Regions from separate parts of the Homo sapiens genome. Here region 1 is linked to region 2. Evidence: chromatin contacts called from ENCODE Hi-C or POLR2A ChIA-PET data. All regions are on one chromosome and are shown on one strand. Each heading gives the region's core, a stretch centred on a gene start or an enhancer-like site at or near the end of the contact. The rest is flanking DNA. Distances are from core to core; before and after follow the strand shown. Region 1 has its middle 17 kb from the start of PKDCC. Region 2 has its middle 23 kb from the start of PKDCC.

What was found. Hi-C counts contacts between places; a loop is a spot of excess contacts on that map. ChIA-PET counts read pairs that join two places held with the same protein, here RNA polymerase II (POLR2A). Pooled maps may share reads with other maps.
Region 1: a pooled map shows a loop between it and region 2 (5-fold over the local background). The contact joins two enhancer-like sites. A Hi-C loop is called at or near these places in 1 of 50 pooled maps. POLR2A ChIA-PET finds 5 or more read pairs at or near these places in 3 of 52 experiments (AG04450, H1 and K562).

What each region holds. Positions count from the first base shown.
Region 1 is chr2:42,063,307-42,066,006 of GRCh38, forward strand. No RefSeq gene overlaps it. Among named protein-coding and RNA genes, the nearest start is that of PKDCC, 17 kb to the left of the region's middle. Within about 2 kb of position 1,410, at least 4 of the 41 ENCODE cell types and tissues checked have a DNase peak (open chromatin) inside an H3K27ac peak, as active enhancers do.
Region 2 is chr2:42,024,068-42,026,767 of GRCh38, forward strand. No RefSeq gene overlaps it. Among named protein-coding and RNA genes, the nearest start is that of PKDCC, 23 kb to the right of the region's middle. Within about 2 kb of position 1,428, at least 10 of the 41 ENCODE cell types and tissues checked have a DNase peak (open chromatin) inside an H3K27ac peak, as active enhancers do.

The DNA.
Region 1 (2,700 bases), core at 160-2,659, 39 kb after region 2:
TCCAGCCTGGGCAAAAAGAGCAAAACTCAATCTCAAAAAAAAAAAAAAAGAAAAACTGCAATTCAAATGCTTTACTCAACCTGCCCTTGTCCATGGGGAACATGTTCAGCCATTCTTGAGCCCTCTGTATCTTCCTGCATCTCACAGCCCTTTGCTGGTATTTGCCTACTTGGAAGAGCTCAAGGTCATTGGCAAGCCAGAAGATTTCAATGTACACTCATTCTTCTCTCAACAGATCAAGCCACAAAATATTTCTTGGATGCTAGTCACTGTAATGAATCCAGAAATATCAACCATGCTCTGCCTTTCAGGAGCCCACTAAGTCACTGGAGATGTCACAATTCAAGGTGATATATGATCCATGACTCTATGGCGATGGGGATGATTTCCACATGTGACTTGTGAAAGCAAAAGGGCTTGATAGTCACATCTCAAATCATTAAGGGCCAGTTAACTTGGTCCCCCCAGGAGCATCAATTCCCCAGCAGGAGCCCCACAGTTCACATTTTTCCATCCAGATAAAGACTTGTTTATCCTTACTCTTTATTCCTTATCTCTAAGCCAGTTCCCTATTTGTTTCCAACATTCTCTCCATTCCCATGGTGACTCAACTCCTTTAACATGCTTTGGTGTGGCACCTGTCAGAGGACGCTTGAAAGTGTAAGGAGATTGTGTCTCCTGTTTCCCCCTTATCCGCACACTTATTCTGACCCTTCACAAAGCTCTAGTAGATTAGGGAAGCATGATTTCTCCTTACCAAAGACAGGCTGCCTTTCCACAGGAGGTGGAGTTTTCTCAAGCACCCGTAATCCTGCCCTGAGAGGTTCTGTCAGCTTGCCTGGCATGGAAACTAAACTCTCGCACCATTTCCCAGAGACCCCTCTGGTGCCTTCGGTTCTTCAGCACGAGGGTCAGTCTCAAGAAAAGGCTCTCATTTTGTCCTATGCTTCCATGATGTCAATCTTCTTATTTATTGGCAGCAGGCTGGACTGGGGGGTGGCAGGGGGTGCAGAGAGGGGATACAAAACAAAAACAAAACATACAGTGTGCCTTACTTTCCATTGCTTGGAGATTTCAGGCACTGTAATTCATCTGAACTTGTGCAGAAGATAATAGTAAGGTTATCTGTATCACATTTCATTTTATGACATATCACCTTGTTTACACCGCTCTTTGGGTTGTATATGGGATATAGATTACCTTTAAACACTCTGGTTTTGTTTAGTCCTTTTATTCTGCCATCAATAAAAAGTTTTAAAGGCAACCATTGTTCTAAGAAATGACTATTGCACTTAGGGCACAAAGCTACTTTAATTGAGAAAGACAGATTATCTTGTACCTTGGCCTCCCGTATCTTATTGAAGCAGGCTTTGATGCCGTGCGGAGTCTTCTGACTCCATCGTTGAGCTATGCAGCATTCTGCAGTTATTAAGAGCAAATGAATTTCTTCTTTAAACACAGACCTCTGCTTAGCACATTTAGTACTATTTGACTTGGGTCTCAAGATAGTGCTATACCCGGAATGGACTTCGCATGCCGAATTTTTTTAGAAATTACCCACAATCCTATCACATATGCTGAAGTGACCTTTTTTTTCCTATAGGCTCTCCAACAATGTGCTGAGATGAAGAGATTTCTACAGGGTACTTTCGGGTTAGGAACTTACAGGTTAACTCTTTAATGCTCAAGTCTTTATGTAATCCATTCATGCTGCTTCTGAAAATATATTCTTAGCAAATAATTCAAAATATGAAAAGATTCAGATGCACACAGATGCTCCTTGCAACATTATTTAGAATAACAAAAATGAGAACTGTTTGGCAATATGAGAAAATGTATAAATTATACTGTTAAATGAAAAAGCAGTATGCAACCCATATATTCAACTATGTAAGAATAAATTTGGAGGCTGGGCACGGTGGCTCACACCTATAATCCCAGCATTTGGGTGGCTGAGGCTGGCGGGTCACTTGAGGCCAGGCGTTCCAGACCAGCCTGGCCAACATGGTGAAACCCTGTCTCTACGAAAAATACAAAAAAAATTAGCTGGGCATGGTGGCGTGTGCCTGTAATCCCAGCTACTCAGGAGGCTGAGACTTGAGAATCACTTGAACCAGGGAAGCGGAGGTTTCAGTGATCTGCAGTCCAGTCTGGGTGACAGAGTGAGACTCCATCTCAAAAAAAAAAAAAAAAAAAAAAAAAAAAAGAGAGCCCCCCCCCCGCCGCCCATCTCAAAAAAAATAGTGGAAGAGACTGGAAGGAAATACACAAAAACCAGTAATTTTGCAAGGATGACAAAGGTATTTTTCTTTTATATATATATTTTATTATACTTTAAGTTCTAGGGTACATGAGCACGATGTGCAGGTTTGTTACATATGTATACATGTGCCATGTTGGTGTGCTGCACCCATTAACTTGTCATTTACATTAGGTATATCTCCTAATGCTATCCTTCCCCCCTCCCCCCACCCCACAGCAGGCCCCAGTGTGTAATGTTCCCCTTCCTGTGTCCAAGTGTTCTCATTGTTCAATTCCCACCTATGAGTGAGAACATGCGGTGTTCGGTTTTTTGTCCTTGTGATAGTTGCTGAGAATGATGGTTTCCAGCTTCATCCATGTCCCTACGAAGGACCTGAACTCATCATTTTTTATGGCTGCATAGTATTCCATGGTGTGTATGTGCCACATTTTCTTAAT
Region 2 (2,700 bases), core at 178-2,677:
TAGATTTGCAAACCCAGGACTCCTGCCAGGAGTCCTGCCTCAGTCCTATAAAAAGGAACCCTGAGGCTGGGTACAGTGGCTCATGCCTGTAATCCCAGCACTTTGGGAGGCCGAGGCAGGTAGATCATGAGGCCAGGAGTTTGAGACCAGCCTGACCAACATGCTGAAACCCCATCTGTACTAAAAATACAAAAAAAATTAGCCTGGCATGGTGGCGCATGCCTGTAATCCCAGCTACTCAGGAGGCTGAGGCAGGAGAATTGCTTGAACCCAGGAGGCAGAGGTTGCAATGAGCTGAGATCGTGCCACTGCACTCCAGCCTGGGCGACAGGGAGAGACTTTGTCTCAAAAATAAAAAATAAAATAAAGGAACCCTGATTCTTCTATCATCCTTGAACAGTCTCTGTGGAATTGCCTGCAGGTGCAGGTGGGTGATCATAAGATATGGTAACAGTAATAATAATCTCCATAAGCAGTCCTCTCTTCTGGCTCCCCCAGACTGTCCTTCATCTTCTCTTTTTGTACTTACTCTGCTCTTGCTTCCTCCTCTCTCTTTTTCTTGCTTTCTCAGCAGGGGTAGGAAATGTCCAGGGCTTCAGAGGCTCCATAATTCCCAGGAGTTCAGGCTCTTTGACAAAGTGCCTCCTGAGCTGGCCACAAATGAACCTGGGGCCTCTTGTCCCTCTGGTGCTACTGGAGGGTCTTTTAAGGATGCCCACTGGCCAGGGTCACCATGTTGCACAGCACCAGGGAGGCCATTCTTACTGGGCTGCAAGAAGGAGCTTTTTTCCCACATGATCAGCAGGCCTAAAGGGAAGTGTGTTTGATCCCTGTGTCCACATGACTCTTTCTTATCCGCTGCACAGATACCCCTTCTCCATAGCAGCTATCTGTCCTCCTTTACCCCACCATCATCCTACGTGCCCGACACTCCCAAGGAAACCTTCCTTCCATTGGATTTTTTCCACCATCTGAAAAATAAAACTTTACTACAGGGAGTGGAGACTGGGCTAAACAGCCTTGGAATGAGAGAGAAAAGTCATGAAAAAGGTGAAATTGAAAGAGGTGAGGGGTCTACCTTGAGTGCATGCAGGGCCTCTGATTCTGGAAGCTCTGGAGAAACTTGACACCAAGGCCAGGTCCTGAGCCAGGGCAGGGGAGGGAGTAAACCATCTTCCCCAGCAGGAAGTGAGGGAGAGAGGGAGAGTGAGCTAGGGAAGCGCTCTGTTTTCTTTGGCCTCCTCTAGCCCTGGAGGGAACTCAGAGAGAGGGAGAGGGGCTGGAGGGAGGAGGATGGGGCTGTCAGGGAGATCCGGCTTTTGTGTCCTACCCTCCCCCAGGAACTGGAGACTGGAGCAGGGGCATTGGAGCAGGCACCCAGGCCAGGCCAAGGTTTCTCCCTGCTGCTCCCTGTAAAGCATGGAAGGGAGCTATCAGATCGGAGTTGTGTCAGATCAGACTCTCTGGGGACACAGAGTCCTGGAATCAGAGGCCAGTCCAGGGAGAATGTGGAGTCTGTTAGGGAGAAAGCCGGCTGGAGGTGGGAGGCCTGGGGCTTAGGTGTAGGACGAATGAACCTACCAGAACTGAAACAGCTGGGCAGCCACAGTGAGTTCCCTACATTCTCTCCAGCCTTGATCTTCTAGGCTTTTCCACAAGGGAGGCCTTGACCTTGTACACTGCTCTGTCCCCCAAAACAGAGCCTGGAGGAGTTATCCTGGCAATAGCTCAGGCTGAGGTAGACAAGTTCAGCCCCTGAGGAAGCCAGAATTTTAGAGCCCCCGTGTGTCTCCTGAGTGTATGCTGAGATATAGACAGATGTAGGCATTCTATTTCTAACAGAAAGAACTTCCTTAAAGCCAACTCCCCCTCTAACCCTAATTCTCCCAGAGATTTGCATCCCACATATGATCCTGACCCCAAGCTCAATCCTAAAACCATCCCTCACAGGAACTCCACACCAGTCTCAACCCAAACACTTCAAAATCACTGAATTTAATCCCACACATTTATCCTCATCCAAATTCTAAACCTTACTCTCACCCCAAATCCGGACTGTCACCTTGATCTGCATCACAAACCTGACTACTATAGGTATCTGTTGTGAGGTGAGAATTAACAAAAAGGAAAAGTTAACATGTATTGTACAGTTATAAGGTGTTTGCAGTATATAAGGCTTTTTCTATTTATTGCCATATTTACTTAATAGCAACCCTATGAGTTAGACATTACTATTATCACCATTTTACAGATTAGAAAACCAAGGCTTAAAAAGATTAAGCTAGTTACTCAGGTAAGGCGCCTCTAGCCTGGGAGGTGACTGCTGGAATGATCTACTCCCACCAGCAGTATCTTGCAGAGTGAATAAGAGGCTTCGGCTAGGAGAACTTCAATCTGCATAGGGAATATTATGGCTGCCGTAGAAGCCACACCAAGCCCTGTCAGATGAGATCCAGATGGGGTCTCTGCTCAGATATCAAGTGAGAGTTGGCCCTGAGGATTCAGAGCCCGGAAACACACTGCAGAGTGACACAAGAATCATAGCACAGATAGGCAGGATCGAATCCAGAAAAATCACCCCAAAGCTAGTTAGCCCCCAGCTCCACAGAACCACCAAGGATCCCACAACTGCAGTCCCCATTCCACCACTTTGGGGGTCCTCTTTCTAATCTAACTGGGCTCAGCTAATTTTCCAAACCT